Regions from separate parts of the Homo sapiens genome. Here region 2 is linked to region 1. The links are chromatin loops, found by intact Hi-C in ENCODE. Cell type or tissue: Caco-2. All regions are shown on one strand.

Region 1 (8,000 bases):
CTGTCAGGATTGCTTGGTTCTGCTGCTCTAACAAACAGTCCCCAGACTCAGTGCCTTCAATGGCGAAGGCGTATCTCTCACTCAGGCAACTGCTCTCACACGTCCTCAGGGGACCTGCTGTTTGTCCTCACTCAGGGATGCAGGTGGAGGAATGATCTGTTTGACACACCTTTCTGCGAGGACTCAGTTGGCCAGAGGAGATGTGGCGAAACGCGCTGGGCGGGGGAGGCCTCTGCCGGGGTGGACCGGGGCACCTGCTCACATTCCCGCAGCAACGCAGGCTCAGGCTCACGCTTGGATTTGCCCTCCACTCCTGCGGTTTACTCCTTGAACAAATGTTTGCTGAGACTCCACCGTGTGTCAGACACTGCTCTAGGCCCTGGGGGTGCTGCAGGGGAGAGAGAAGACACAGGAGAACCCTGCTTTTGTGGAGTGTGCGTCCCAGTGGCAGCGGGGGTAGGTTGACAGCTGGAAGGGCCCGATGCTGATGAATCCTGCAGAGACAAATAAGCAGGAGCGGCAGGGACACGGGAGGAATCTGAGGCTAAGCAGAGAGATCAGGGAGGGGCTCACTGAGAAGCTGATGTTGGAAGGCGTGAGGGAGCAGCATCTCAGGCAGAGGGAACCTCCTGTGCAAACACAGTGGGAATGTTCAGGAAACTGCCCCATGTGGCTCAAGGCCAGGAAGCAAGGAAAGAGCAGGCGGTGGCCAGGGGGTGACGAACGGGGCGGGGCCTGGGGCGGGTGGCCGGGGGGTGACGAACGGAGCAGGGCCTGGGGCGGGTGGCCGGTGGGGGGGTGATGAACGGGGCGGGGCCTGGGGTGGGTGGCGGGGGGGGGTGACGAACGGGGCGGGGCCTGGGGCTGGTGGCCGGGGGGTGATGAATGGTTCAAGGCCTGTTGGGGGGGTGATGAACAGGGCAGGCCTGGGGAGCAGGCAGTGGCCAGGGGGTGACGAACAGTGCAGGGCCTGGGGTGGGTGGCTGGGAGGTGACAAATGGGGCAGGGCCTGGGGCTGTTGAGACACTAGGAGCCATGAGCAGGGAAGTGCTGTGAGCTGATCTGGTCTTGACATAATCATGCTGGCTGGGAGGAGAGGGCGGGGTGAGCCTGCGGCATCTACTGACTCCAGCATCACAAAGGGTCCCACACTTGGCAGCTGAAAACAGCACACACTTATCAGCTCCCATTTTCCTTAGATCAAGGATCAGGTATGGCTTGGCTGGATCCGCAGGCTCAGGGTCTCACAGGCTGCAATCCGGACTCAGCTGGGCAGGGGTCTCATCTCCCATGGGGAAGAAATGGCTCCGAGCTCAGGCATGTAGTTCTGGGCGGGATTCAGTTCTTCAGGGCCTCAGCTCCTCACTGGCGTTTAGCTGGAAGCCGCCCTCAGTCTCTTGCCCCATGGCAGCTCTCGGCACAGCCACTGGTTTCACCAGACCGTGGGAGAGGGTGAGAGGGATGAGCAAGATAGACCAGGGTCTTTCCGCGACCAGATTTGGAAGTGACACCCCATTGCTTTTGCCATTTTCTATTCATTTGAGATAAACCACAGGTCCCGCACATGCTCAAGGGAGGGAGCGCACAAGGACTGAGCACCAGCAGGGGCACCACGGGCCGTGTGAGGCTGCCCCATAGAGGGCGAGAGCAGCAGCTGCTGGCTACTGCACCAGTCCAGGCCGGAGACAGCAGTGTCTCGGACCAGGTGGCCGGGGTGGAGGCCGTGAGAAGCCATCGGATGCTGGGTACTTGCAGACAACAGGATCTGCTTCAGGCTGGGAGGAGAAGAGCCGCGCCTTGGCCTTCACCTGAAGGGGGCTGCCGTCACCTGAGATGGGGCAGCCGTGACCCATGACCTGAGATGGGGCAGCCCAGCTCCACTCTAGACAGGGTCCCTCCCGTGCCCTGGGACCTTCCTCCCAGTAGAAGGTGAGGAGAGCGTGGTGGGAAACGCAGAAGGCTTGTGAGCAGCGGGCAGGGCAGACAGTCCTCACGGGGAGACACCCCACGCCCAGCTCCAGCCACCCACCCGGGGCACAGCGGCCTGCCTGTTGTCACTACCAAGCTCGCCACCACATGAAGGGGCTGCCCCTGCTGGGAAGCCCTGCCAGCCCCAGAACCACCAACCCTCCCATTAATCCGCTTTAAACCCACGACGAGGTGGGGGCCCGTAAGCAGCTTTTCAGGTGAGAGACAATGTCCCCACGCAGCGCGTTGCCCAGGAGACCGCAGGGCTGAGCTGCAGGCTGAAGTCGGCCCGCTGTGTTTACGCTTCCGTATGTGTTCACCCTGCTCCACCCCAGGCCCAGGAGGGATTCAGAGGCTGAATTCCTGAGAGCACAAGAGCACAAAGAAAAACTCATGTGGGCAAACGCAGACAGGGAATTCGCTGTCAGTCCCAGTTTCCCCACGTACCTTTCGGCTCAAAATACTCCCTGATCTGCTCATCCCAACAGGTCCCAGAAGGGAGCAGAGCCAACAGCCAGCCTGGGAAGGCGCCAACTCAGACAGAAACTGATCCAAGCCCTCGTCTCTGTTCTCGCAGATGGCCTGGGAAAGGAAACCTGTCCGAAACCTGCCTGCGAGTCCCATCTGACAGCTGCCAACGGCAGCCACCCTCCTCCCTCCCTGACCACACGGCCTCTTCCCGACGGTGACGCTCAAGCTCCTACCCCACGCCCTGTGACTTGCCGACTTGCCCACCTCCCCACCTCCCGCCCACTTCCCCATTTTCACACATGAGGGTTCTCCCATCCTCAGGCCTCAGCTCAGATGTCCTTTCCATGGGGCCTGTGGGAAGCAGCCACCTGCGGCCACTCTCCCTCTCCCAGGGCACTGGTCACTTCCTGAAACCCGCTCCTGGCCCTCGCCCGTCTCCCTCCCCAGGCTGGAAGTTCCCAGGTCCCAGGCCTTGAATTTCCCCAACAGCCCCTGTGGCCCTGCCCACAACAGGAAACCGCGGGAAGGCAGCAGAGCCCAGGGTGCTCCTGTGGGATGCCTGCCTGACAGCGGGGCTCAGGCAGGGACCCTGATGGGCTGCAGCCCCTCAGCAGCCTGCGTCCTCTGGGCCTGGGGGAGCCACTGGTGTCAGGAGCCTGCGGGTGGACTCTGGACAGGAACCTGGAATTCCCTAGTTCCTGGGAGGCAGCCACCAGATGACAGCGTAGGCACGTCCTTGCCCGCCCCCTCCAGCACAGCCCCCAACCCCGAGAGGACTGGGCAGATGGCCAAGAAGGGGAAGGTGCCCTCCCCCATCCTGAGCAGGCGGCCATGAGGCCTTGGCAGACCTCCCACCCTGGAACTGGGCCGCTGGAGCCTGGGGTAAGACATGTGGAAGGGCCTCGGCTCCTCGTGCCTGGCACTCAACACACCTGAGCACACCTGCAGACACCTAGGCACATCGGCACACACCTGGGCACACCTGCACACACCTGGGAACCTCTGCGCACACCTGAGCACACCTGCACACACTGGAGCACACCTGCACACACATGGGCATACCTGCACACACTGGAACACACCTATGCACACCTGCACACACCTGCAACGCTCATCGTCCCTATGTGACCTGGAGCAAGTTATCTAACCTCTTGGTGCCTGAGCTTCCTTATCTGTAAGGTGATAGTGATGATGCCCCCCCCCAGAGAGCTGTCATGAGAATGAAATGAGGTGACGCCCTTACAGGTGTGTAAGGGCGATACCTGGCACACTGTGGGGCCATCTGAGGGTTGCTCATCATCCCCCATCCCGGGAGCTTGCCACCGTGCCCGGGTGTGCAGCCCACAGACAGCTGCAGCTGCCATGGTCACATGAGATCACAGAGAGGCAGGTCTGGGAAGGGGCTGCCAGCCCTGGTCTGGTGAGCGGCAGGTGGAGCGCCAGCTGCAACGCGGTGGGGAGCAGTGAGGGGCGTGGCACAGCAGGCAGGAGCCCGCGGGGCGAGGCGGCGGCCCGCAGACAGCTGCAGCTACTTCCTGACTCGCAGGGTGTGGACTCAGCCTTGCTCCACCTTCTGTTCTTTTAAAGAAAAGCTGGGGCCGGGCGCAGCGGCTCACGCCTGTAATCCCAGCACTTTGGGAGGCCGAGGTGGGCGGATCACGAGGTCAGGAGATCGAGACCATCCTGGCTAACACGGTGAAACCCCCGTCTCTACTAAAAATACAAATAATTAGCCGGGCGTAGTGGCGGGCGCCTGTAGTCCCAGCTACTCAGGAGGTTGAGGCAGGAGAATGGCGTGAACCTGGGAGGTGGAGCTTACAGTGAGCTGAGATCGCGCCACTGCACTCCAGCCTGGGCGACAGAGCGACACTCCGTCTCAAAAAAAAAAAAAAATAGAAAAAAGAAAAGCCGGAAGTCTGGATTTGGGGGCAAAGGTCCCACATTTAGAAACACCATGCTGTTCAGATTTGCAACATACCTGCCGTTGGCCACGGCCCAAGAGCCCGGGGGTGACGTCGACCTCAGCACTGAGGTGGGCTCTAGAGTGCACACCTGCGCTGCACGTTCTGTGAGTGTGCACCCGCCTCCCGGCAGGCCTGGGCTCCTCCCACAGGTCAGAGGCTGCAAACGACAGGATCTGCCTGAGATGGGGCTGCCGTGAGAAAGATGTCTTCTCTCTTGGATTTAGGGTCCACCGAGAGAGGTGGAGAGGAAATATCATTCCCCGGCCTAACCATATGAGGACTGCAGTGACGGCCCCCGCCAGCACCTGCCCCTCCTGCGGGCTTGGCTCCCCGGCAGGCGCTCCCCAGATGCGGCTTGGTCCGTGCTGAGGATCCAGAGACCTAGGTCCAGAGGCTCAAGTTTCCAGGTTTGGAACTGGCGTCTACTAATATGGTAGATTGTGCCAAAAATGCACACATGGCCGAAACAATATTTTCAGTCCTGCGTGTTCTTCCAGACCTTTGCCTTCCCCCTCAACCCCCCCGTGGAGAGGAGCCCCGCTCCCCGCTGCCTGAATGCACGGCCTTCATGGCGGGCTGGGGAGGAGCACAGGGCAGAAGGCTGCAGCCGGCCCACTTGGCCTGCTCCGGGCTCTGGGCTCTGGGCTGGGGGCTCTGGGCTCTTACTCATGGAACCAGCTGCCAGGCTGTGTGGGAGCCCAGACCACACAGAGGAGCCCCTGCAGGTGTCTGGTCACAGCCTGGCCAGGGCTCAGCCGACAGCCACCACGACCCACCAGGTGCCTGAGCGTTGGGCGAACTCGGCCCCCAGCGTGTGGGCAGCCCCAGCTCCTGCCAAGTGTAGCAGAAACAAGCCGTCCGCAGCAAACCTGCCCGAGCTGTGGATTCAGGATAAAAATCATCCCTGGTGTTGCTGCAGGTCACAAAGTGTGGGGGTGGTTTCTGGGCAGCAGCTGGCGACGGGGGCAAGTGCCCAGCACCCAGTGACCCTGTGCAGCTCAGCCTCCTCCTGGAACTTTCACGCCTGTAAACTGGGGACCATCAGGGGCCCCTCTCTTAGGAGCGTTGGAGGGTTCCGTGAGTATGTACATACGTGGTACTGGGTAGAATGGTGTCCACCCAGAACCTCAGGCTGCGGCCTCATCTGGAAACAGGGCCTTTGCAGGTGGAGTTGGTTAAGATGAGGCCCAGCTGATGAGGGTAGACCCTAAATCCAAACACAGGCATCCTTATAAGAAGAGAAAACAGAGACAAGGAGGAGACGCAAGGGAAGGAGGCAGAGACTGCAGCGCTGCAGCCACAGCCAGCACCTGGGTGCCAGCAGAGGCCAGACCGGGTGGCAGGATCCTCCCCTGGAGCCTCGGCCCCACGATGCCTGACTCCAGACTCCTGGCCCCAGGCTGGGAGCACGCGTTCCGCTGCGTTTCGTCACTAGCGTGCAGCAGAGGCCTGTGAGCATTGGCCGCTGCCTGTCCCGTTCCCTCAAGAACTTGCTACTCTAGATTCTCAGAGGGATGGAAAAGTTAATTTTTAAATTACACCGAAAGAAAATCCTCCTGCTGCAGGCCCGCTACCTCCTAACGAGACTCCTGGGTTGGAATCTTCTAGAAAGCACGTTCTGTGCTCAGTAGAGATGGTAGTTTCTCATGGGTTTTCCTAAAATTAGGGGCACCAGAGGGGGTGGGACGTGGGGCCCCTGACCAGCCCTGAGCACACACAGCCACAGCTGGTTTCTCCAAGATGCCCAGCACAGAGGCCCAAAGACAGAAGGCCAACCACAGGGCACAGCTGTCCTGGAGGCCCCCGGCGGCTCCGCAGCCCTCCCTGCCTGCTGCTGGAGGCCCCTAGCAGCTCCCTGGCCCTCCCAGAGCTGTCCTGGAAGCCCCTGGCAGCTCCGTAGCCCTCCTGGCCTGCTGCTGGGCTGCTGAGGGACCTCAGCATTGGCTGCATTTCCAAAACCAGCAGCTCAGAGGCCCTGCAGGAGACGCTGCCAAGTGGGGCCCCGAGAGGGACTGGGCTGCAGCTGTTTGGAGCCTTTCTTCCAGTGCACCACCTCCGCATCTTCCCTCCACCCCCGCCCCTGCCGTGGGGAGCCCTGCCGACGGCGTTTAACTGACTGTGTAAGGCTGGGCCTCTTGCCCTCCCACTCCTGTCCAGAACAGTGAGGACCTGTTCCATCCATCAGAAAGGCCTCCGCAGAAGCCGCGAGCCGTGCCTTCGCGTGTGCACACCTGAGAGCTCACGCGTGTCTGTGGGTACTCAGGGTGCGATGTGTACACAGATCTGAATGCAGACGCACGTGCCCATGAGCACGCACGTCCAGAGAGACGCACGTCTGCTTATCCACAAGGTGCACGCGTGTCTGGATCCGCACAGGTGCGCGTCTGCTCGTGGACACGCAGAGGCGGGTGGGGCTGTGCACGTATGCCTGTCTGCACAGGAGGCTGGAAACATAACCGCATGTGACTTGAGGGCCTGTGTGTGATGGTGTCGGGGTCTGCGGCGTGCCTGGTAGGCATGTGTGTGTGTTTGCCAAGGTTACATGTGCCTGTATGTTCATGCTTATCTTGGCGTGTCTGCATGTTTGGTGTACAGAGTAGATGTCTGTGTGCATGTGTGCATATGGTGGGTGCAGGGAAAGAATGTAAGATCGGGGAGCTGGAAAGGACACGCCCTCGCCTGGCCAGCCGAGGATGCCTGTCCTTGGTTGCCATGGCAAGCCCTGGCATCTGCACGTGGCCTCGGCACAGCCCCTCCCCCCGGGTCTGCTCCCAGGGCCCCAGGCAGGCGCTGCTTACCAGGGCAGGTGCTTCCCCCGCGGGTGTGGCAGGCTGGGGTGGGAGCTCATGGGCCCCTGCACCTGCAGAGGGTCTCCCCATCACCCTGGTCAGGTGCTGGAGGGACCCCTGAGCTGCCCCCGTTGTCCTGGCCTGGGCAGAGGCAGTGGCAGGCAGACAGCCCTGGGCAGGGACACACCTGGAATCAGACCAAGGCTGCGGCACAGCCCAGCAAGCAGGGCGTCGGCCTGTGGTTTCTGACTTGAGAGTCACTGGGCGACAGTATCTCCGAGGCCAGAGCAGTCCCTGGAGATGGAACGGGCATTCTCCCAGGGTGCCCAGAGCCCAGGGAAAGACGGGGACGGCAGAAGGAACTGCAGGTGGCGCCCACAGGTGCGCAGCTGAGACCCCATCACCACATCCCGGGGCCGTCAGGCATGAGTTGACCCTGAGGTGACGTCGGCGCCATGCCTGGGGTGACATCGGCACCATGCCTGGGGTCACCAGGGCCGTGCTGAGCCAAAGCGCCCTGGCAGCTGGCTGCGAAGCTCGTGCACCCACGGGTGCAGCCACGGGGCTGGTTCTGACCCAGGCCACGCCCGCCCACTCTGCAGCCTCCGTCCTCATTGGTACAACAGGGGCAACGGGGCTCAGTTTGCGTGTCCTGTTCCAGAAAGTTCTAGAGATGGCCTGTGCCCTGTTGCTGCTGTCACTGTTGCTGCTGTTTCATCTACACTGAAGATCTGCTGTGAGTGTAGCCGCCTTCATCCGTGATCTCAGCTGGATCTTCCATCGGGGAGCTGGACGTGCTGCCTCACCT
Region 2 (8,000 bases), 94 kb after region 1:
GTACCCCTCCAGCACACCCTCCTTGCACCCCTCCAGCACACCCTCCTTGCACCCTCCAGCAACCCTCCTTGCACACCTCTAGCACACCCTCCTTGCACACCTCCAGCAGCTGTGGGAGAGCTCCCTTTCCCTGGCTGCTCCTGCTGTCTGGGACGCTCCCCAGGGCTCTCCCATCTCTTTCTTTGCAGATGGCAATTTTCCCGAGGCAGCCCCTGCTCAGGTTGACCCCGGAACTGGGTCACTTCCTTTCCCCATCAGGCTCACCTTAGGAGTACAAGTTCTGGAGCAGCACCAGTGACTGCCACAAAGCCCCTGCCCTCCAAACGCCCGAGGGTGGGGACAACAGTCCACAAAACAGAGCAGGATGCAGTCGCTGGTGTCACGTGCTGTGGGTGCGGCATCGGCTCCTCCCGACCAGGGACATGAGCCCAGCCCCCAGGAGGTAGCAGCAGGGGACTGTGGTAGGGCTGAAGGCAGGGCGTAGCATCTGCCTGCAAGTCCCTGTGGCCTGGGCAGGTTCGGGACAGAGGGGCCCCAGAGTCGGGCTCTGCTCTTGCTGAATGTGAGGGGCCCATAGTCATCATCCATGGCTCAACCAGGCCTGGGGACACTGTGAGGGCTCTGGGACTGTCCCTTCGGGAGCGAAGGCAGCGGAGAGAGGTACCACCCACCCACAGTTGTGCCAGGCACCTGCTCTCAGGATTCGGGGACGGCTTTGTGGGCTCCCAAAACAGGCAGGAAACCAGGACCAGCTGGGAGCTGGTAGGGACTGTGGGAGGTGGGGAAATGGAGTGTTGTGGACGAAAGCAGCCACTCCCTCTTTGCCCTGCCCTGCCCTGCCCTGAGCCAGGGAGCTGGACACCCACTGCAGTCCCCTGAGGCTGCTCAACCTTGGTGGGTGGGGAACTTGGAAAGTCTCAAGTCTGGACCCATGACATCCAGTCCCTGGGGGAGGCCCAGGAGTCCTGAAAGCTCCCCGAGGGAGCACTGTTTGCACTGGGCCAGGAGCCATGTTCTAGGGGCTCAGCTCCTTAAGAGGAAGCGGGAGCTGCGAGGAGGAGGGAGCGCAGGCTGTGGGGCTGGGGCAGGGGTGCGCTGTGTCCACACTCATTTCCACTCAGACACGGATGGCGGCAGCTCCGCCTCTGCATACCTGTGCTCCATTTCTGCAGGGGCGTCGCGTTCCCGTCTCCTGCTGGAACTGTGGCCCAGCCCAACTAGGGGGTGTGGGGGCCTGACCTCTGCCCCATCTCCCAGGGGGCCTGTCCTTGGCCTGGCAGGTCTGAGGAAGCCGTAGGCCCCTTCTCAGGGTTCTCCAGGGTCTGCATTAGAACAGCAGCCCAGGCAGCCCCCGACTCTCACCCTCGCTCCCAGGCCTGCAGGTGCAGAGGCTGGAGGCATCGTGGCCGGCCAGTCTCAGTTCATGCCCCTGTAGGATAGTCCTTGTCTGAATGTGATGCCATGGGATGGGGTGTGAGAGTCGCCCTGGTGTGATCCGATTGGTGTGAGACTTCACCAGGGCTGCAGAGTATGGCTGTCAGAGTTGTGCACTGCACCGCTCCAGGGCTGCCATTCCCACCGTGCCGTATGTAGTGCGTGCATTTGCCCTGACCATTGCACATTCCCCGGGAGGGCACCTTCTGCTCAGTTTGCACAAGAGGACACGGGGGCTGGTGTGGGGCCTCTTGGGTGCTCCACTTTGGGCGGGGCCTGCGCAGGACAGTGCGTGCTTAGAGCCTTGGGGCGGGTCTGGGGAGCAGGTGGGGCGATGAGTCCGTGTGCATGGGGTGAGGTGTGTACAGGGCCAGTGTGACTGCTGTGGTAGAGAGGGGTGTGGGTGTGTGTATGCAGCCAGCGTGGCCCCTCAGCCTGCCGGCGCCTGTGGGTCTGCGTGGGTCTCTGTGTGCAGCCGGCGCGGCCCCTCAGCCTGGGGTGGTGTGTGTGCCTGCGGGTCTCCGTGCACCCTAGAGGGTTTCCTGGCTGCATGGCGGGGCCACTGCTGGCTCCCGTCTCTCTGGCCCCTTCCCAGCAACAGGACAGCTCAAGGGCACTAGAACCGGACAGGCCAGGCCGCACCTGAGCCCCCGACTGAGCCCGAGCCTCCCAGTGGAACCATGTTTCTGTGGGCAACCCAGAGGCAGTGATTTTTGGACGTGCAGCCTGGAGCTGGGGGACGGTGTGGAGGGAGGGGGTTGGTGAGGGGAGGGGACCTTGGGGGAGGGGCTCTGTGCGCCTGGAGCCACCATGTTCCTACGGTTACTGCCAGAACCCTCAGGGCCCCAGTGCTCCTGGTCCCACCAGCGGCTGGTCTGCGGCTGCCCAGTGGAGTGCAGCTTGTAGGAGCAGGTTGCTGAGGGTTCAGGAAATTTGAAGCCGGCTGTTAAACTGTTAGTGGCTTCCATCAGCTTTGGTTTGGATACTGACGTCACAGAAACTGACAGGCGCTCCATGCTGGCCCACAGGGAGCTGTTCCTCCTGCCCTGCTCCTGCTGCACGCCCCACCTGCTGACATAACTGGACAGACTCAGCCTTCCTTCCCCACCCCAGGAAGCACAGGCTTGGTGGAGCAGCAGGGTGCCCTGTGAGGAGGGCAACTCAGGGCTGCAGTGTGTGTGCTGGGCCGTTGGTGCCGTCAGTGAGCTGTGTCCGGGGCCCTCCCCGGCCTGCGCTGCCTTTCCCCCCGCACCTGCCGCCTGGCAGACGGAGCCACCTTCTGTGTGCACTGGGAACAGTCACTCCTTTGTCACTCTAGGGGGGGCAGGGGCTTGGGTCGGCTCTGCTCACTGCCCAGAACGGTACCTGGCTCGTCAGGGCTCCATAAGCATCGGTTGGACGGGTGGACAGATAGGTGGGCAGACCACAAGGCTGGGGTGGGCACAGGTGCAGTAGCTCCTGCCCACCCTCCAGGGCAAAAGGGGCCCCCTCTGGCCCCAGACGTGGACTTGTCATCCAGGGACTGTGATCTTGTCCCTCCAGCTCCTGCTGGGAGTGGACGTGTGGCCTCCCCGGCCCCTGGTGTGGCTGGCAGCACTGAGAAGCGGCTGGGCTGAGGGCAGCCACCTTGGCTGTTTGAGGTCCTGCCTGGGGACAGAGTGGGGTGACCAGGACACAGATTCCCAGTTCTACAGGGTTTTTCGAGACGTGGGACTTTCAGAGCTAAAACCGGCCACCCGAGGAAGGGGAAGAGACCCCACCCCACGACCGGCCTGGCCACCTTTCAGGGCCTCCGGGTTTGGGAGGAGCACACGCAGGGCAGCCCACCGAGCCCCTCTGTGGCATGGGGGTGACGCGTTCCATCTGCGCCCAGCCCTGACCGGAGGTGGCTTTTGTGTGGGTGTGAAGTGTAGAGAGGTGCCCTACTCCTCACGGCTCAGCTGTGTGGGTGTTTCCGACCCACCTCCCTTCCCATCGGCCAGGTGTCCTTGGGCAGTGAGCAGCCTGCACCACTATACTCAGCAGCCCTGTGGCAGCCTTTCCCATCGCTGCCAGGTACTGCCCTGAGCCTCTGTCCCTAGAAGTGAGTGCAGGGCTCATGGGGCCATCGCCAATGGTCAGACTCCCCAGGGGGCCGGTGATACACGGTTCCTGGAGCGGGCTGGAAACTCATTCCTTGCAGGCTCTGGGAGACGATGATGCATTCCCGGGACCCCGCGTTGAGAACCGCTAGGAGTGGGACACGTGGCTTCCTGCAGAGGTGGACAGAACCCCTGATGGCCCCAGCAGGGCAGCAAGTGTGGGACCCGGTGGGCAGGGCTGCCCAGCTGGGACCGTGGTGCCAGCTCCGGGGGTGAGAAAGGAGAGGTTGTGAGAGTCCAGCTGGTGACAACAGTGACCCCTGGTGGCCTGGAAGGTGCCGGCCCCGGGCTCTGCTGCACAGGCCGTGCCTCCACCTAAACCTCATTGCACCGAGGGGCCCTGCCAGGGTTCCCGAATGTTACAGTTACAGATGCCGAAACTGAGGCTGGGGCAGGCCAGTCGCTTGCCCGAGGCCACAGTGCCAGGAAGAGCCGGGCAGCCTGGCCAGGGCCTGTGAGGGCTACTGTGCAGCTGAGCAGGTCACTAGCCCACCACCCTGCCCCCGGCTCCCGCCCAGTAAGGCTCAGACTCCTCGGGGCTGCATCCCTGCCCGGCCAGGGCCTCCTCCAGTGTGGGTGCCTGCTACTGTGCGGCTTGATGGACCTCATGGGCCGGGGGCATTTGACCTCAGGGGCCTGGGTGACATCCCTTAATTCGCACTGGCACCGTCTGCCTTGTGTGCACCCTGTCAGCCACCCAGGGAGGCCTGTTGCTGCAGGAGGTGCACAGAGCGGGCCTCTGGCTGAGCCGAAGGTCGGCAGGGAGCCAGGCTCATGGCTGCAGCGAGCCACACCAGCCAGTCCTGGGACGGGTTTCCCCGGGCTGGGGCGTGCTCCTGACTTGGATGACTCAAAGTAAAGAACCTCACCAGGGGCCCTGGCATGCGAGGCCTGGGGGCCCAGATGTGCTGGGGCGTGTCACTACAAGGTGCAGAATTGTTCCAGATCCAAGTTGGCCAGAGAGGGAGACCGCTGGGCTTCCACGTGAGTCTGGGCGCTGGCTGTGCAGGGGCGTCCCTGCTGGGCGCTGGCCAGCAGGAGCTCTGGCCTCTCACTTCCCTCAGCTTTGTGCAGGTTTGAAATTATTTCCAAGTAAAAAAAGTAAATACATGCAGGGCTCGGGGTCTGGTCCCTGCATGGTCACTTAACCTGTCTGCGCCTCTGTTTTCTCATCCGTGAAATGTAAAGGAAAATAGTTTCTACTCGGGGCCACCGTGTGAGCAAATGTGTGAGTGTGTGCAAAGCGCCCGGGCCAGGCCCTGGCACGCATCGGCGCCCATGTTGGCTGGTGTCAGGGGTGGTGGCGGTGGGCGTGGGGCGTGGGGGTGGGGTGAAGGGAGTATGGGTGCTCCCTTCAGCAGGTGATGAAACTGAGGCACGGGGAGGCCGAGCAGTGGCCCAAGGGCCCATGGCCAGGGTCAGGCAGGTCCCACCACCACCTCGCTGCTTGCTCTGGCATGGAGCCGACCGAAGGAGGTGCTGTGGGCACAGCCAGGGGACAGTGGGTGGCACTGAGGCTCGACCTGGAGGTCATAGCCCTGTACAGCCAGATGGGGTGGTGCGAACCAGCCAGGGTGTGGGTGGAGGCCCTGCCTGTGGTCCCTAGCACCCCCAGGATGCCTTCAAAGTCAGCGGCTTGTGGAAGGGGCGGCTCCAAGCACGTGGCGGTTCTCGTGTCACTGAGCCGGTGGGTCCTGGGTAGGTCCTCCCCGTCCTGGTAGAGTGTGTTATCAGTGTGTGCGCTGTCAGCTGGGATGGCATTCCTGGCTGTGCAGAGCTCTGTCCTGCTGCTGCTCCCGCCCCCAGACCAGGACCCAGCCCACCACAGCTCGTCACATCCCAAAGCGCCCAGCGGCTGTCGGGGCGCCTGGGGCCGGGGTGCTGGGGTGCCGGGAGCAGGCATGTAGCCCTAGCCAGGGGGCCCCGATGCGGACGCGGTGAGGTGGGGGTTTGCCTGAGACAGTGTCTCTCTCTGTCCCAGATGAAGGTCACCGTGTCCAAAGGGGGCGACCGGGACAGTGACGACGACAGCGTCCTCGAAGCCACCAGCTCCCGGGACCCGCTCAGCGATGTGAGTACCCAGCTGCCCGCGCCCGGAGGCTCCGAGTCTGGGCCGCCTGCCCGCTGCGCCCCGCACAAGGGCGTCCAGTCCGAGTCTGGGCCGCCTGCCCACTGTGCCCTGCACAAGGGCGTCCAGTCCGAGTCTGGGCCCCCTGCCCGCTGCACCCTGCACAAGGGCGTCCAGGAAGCCGCTGGTTAGGGTCCGGTTTCCCACCAAGGCTTTGTCTTAGCAATGAGCATTTTGCCTTCGTTAAAGCGTGATTTTTTACTCATTAGGACTTTCCCATTAGGAGAGATTTAAATGAAGAAATGGTGAGTGAGCTGGCAGGAGCCCAGAGGCCAAAACGTTAAGCCTTGGACGCTGTGCCTGCACTGCTGGCCTGTGGGTGGAGGGCAGGCGGACGGCCGCCGAGTCTTGAGATGGGCACTGGCGGGGCAGTGGGGAGGTTTCTGCTGACTGGAACTTGAGGCATCTCATTATCATTTAAATGAAGGCCTCACTGCCCGGCTCCCCATCTTGTTGCCACAAGTTAGGAAAATAGGCTGGGAATTACCTGGGACTGCCGCTGCCTTGGTTTGTCCTCTAATTGCCAGCCCCTGGTGAAGGAAGTCACATTCTGGGCACAATGCAGCAGCTGGGGCTGAGGCTCAAACTCAGGGCAACGAAGGCCCTCCCACCCCTCTGGCAGCTGGGAGCTGGCGGGTGGGCCCATCGGGACCCAGGGCCTTGGGCTCTGTCCCCTGACATCCTGGGGCCCTTCAGGAGCTGACCTGTCCCCGGCAAGGGTCTGTCTTGGGAAGGGGAGGGGGTGTCCTCCCTGACTCTGCAGTGGGGGTTGTGGATTGATTTGGGAGAGTGGAGGACTGCCGTCAGCTGGCCCCAAAGCCCTCCTTTTCTTCCTCTGCCTTGCCCCTCAGAGGGGGTGTTGGATCTTTGCATCTGCCCCCCACTCCTCAGGGGGCTCTGGACCCTCCCTGTGAGCCCCACTTGCCCAGCTCAGTGACCCACCCCATCCACTACAGCAGCCCTGAGCCTGTTTCCCCACCCCTCCTGCTGGGGGAGGCCCTGGTGGTCTGAGTGTGTAGCTGGTGTGATCCATACCTCTGTCCTGAAGACCTCACAACACCCACTCGAGCCAGAGGGATCCAAGGGTGTGGGGGACCTCAGCAGCCCCTGCAGGCCAGAGGGATCCCCACCAGAGGTGTGGGGGGCCCCTAGCTGCCCCTGCAGACCAGAGTGTGCCCTGATGTCTGAGGGGCCCCCAGCTACCATCCCCCAGCCCCAACCCCCACCACCTGTCAGGCCCCTGTGGTGAACCCTCCTTTGAGGGCTCCATCTGGTACCTCCTCCCGGAAGCCTTCCTTGTCTAGCCAGGGCACCCTCCCCAAAGTCCTGCAACCATGGACCCCTCTGGCGGGTGGGCACGGAGGGAGGTCAGCAGAAGCTGGGGCCCTGGGCTGACCTCCCCCAGGTCTTCCTGCCTCCTCTGAGGAGCATTTCTGGTGGGGCCTTCCCTCTTGGGGACAGGGAGCTAGCCAAGGGCGTCCCTGTGGGAGCCTCCTCGGGTTTGGATCCCAGAGCTGCTGCAGGGGAGCCTCAGACTGGCTGGGCCCCTCAGGAGGACGACAGCCCCTGGGGAGGACCCCACCACGACGCCTAACTCTGTCCTCCTCCCTGCGGCCTCAGCCCTCGTGGCCCCTGCCTGAGAGGATGTCTCGCTGGTGGTCTTGGGTCTGGGCATCTGGACCTGTCCCCATCCGAGTTGAGGGCTGCGGGGCTGCGGGGCAGGGTTGAGGGCTGCGGGGCTGCGGGGCAGGGTTGAGGGCTGCGGGGCTGCGGGGCAGGGTTGTGGGCTGCGGGGCTGTGGGGCAGGGTTGTGGGCTGCGGGGCTGTGGGGCAGGGTTGTGGGCTGCGGGGCAGGGTTGAGGGCTGTGGGGCTGTGGGGCAGGGTTGTGGGCTGCGGGGCTGCCGGGCAGGGTTGAGGGCTTCGGGTCTGTGGATCTGCGGGGCAGGGCTGTGAGCTGCAGGGCTGCGGGGCAGGGCTAAGGGCTGAGGGCTGCAGGGCAGCTGTCGGGTGCATCCCTGGGAGTTTGTTCCGAGTGGCAGCCTCACTGACTGTCCCCTCTTCCTTCCTGCAGAGCTCTGCGCATGCGGTCTCGGGGAGAGGCTACTCTGTAAGTCTCCCAGCACCCCTCCTCCATCTTTGTCCCCCTGGGGCCTTAGGACCAGGTCCCCACCTCACCTGTCCGAGGCCCCACAACTTAGCTCACCCCAGTCCCGTGCCCGCTTTCCCTCTGGAGCCCCAGACTGGTTCTGGCCTCAAACACCATGGGGTTGGTGGGGGGTGGACAAGCTCCAGAGTG

What was found. A loop is a pair of places that touch in the nucleus more often than their neighbours do. Peaks named below come from ENCODE experiments on the same cell type or tissue, not always from the same donor. Only the 100,000 strongest peaks of a DNase experiment are listed, where the experiment ranks them.
Region 2: a loop joins it to region 1, with 3.0 times the contacts of the local background. A loop is called at or near these places in 8 of 110 quality-filtered maps.

Annotation. Positions count from the first base shown.
Region 1 is chr12:132,426,562-132,434,561 of GRCh38, forward strand. LOC105370092 reads right to left here. Exons shown (of 4, transcript XM_047429966.1): 4 at 1-8,000. The coding sequence starts at 7,807. The coding sequence ends at 6,743. Among named protein-coding and RNA genes, the nearest start is that of MUC8, 44 kb to the right of the region's middle. RefSeq lists an enhancer at 2,114-2,648 and a silencer at 3,878-4,047. In Caco-2, no CTCF peak of the experiment used is centred here; DNase peaks (open chromatin) are centred at 3,940 and 4,480; H3K4me3 peaks cover 1,363 bases.
Region 2 is chr12:132,520,178-132,528,177 of GRCh38, forward strand. It overlaps FBRSL1 (fibrosin like 1), which reads left to right. Exons shown (of 19, transcript NM_001367871.1): 3 at 5,557-5,646; 4 at 7,776-7,811. Among named protein-coding and RNA genes, the nearest start is that of FBRSL1, 34 kb to the left of the region's middle. In Caco-2, a CTCF peak has its summit at 3,846 (motif pointing left); DNase peaks (open chromatin) are centred at 3,819 and 4,420.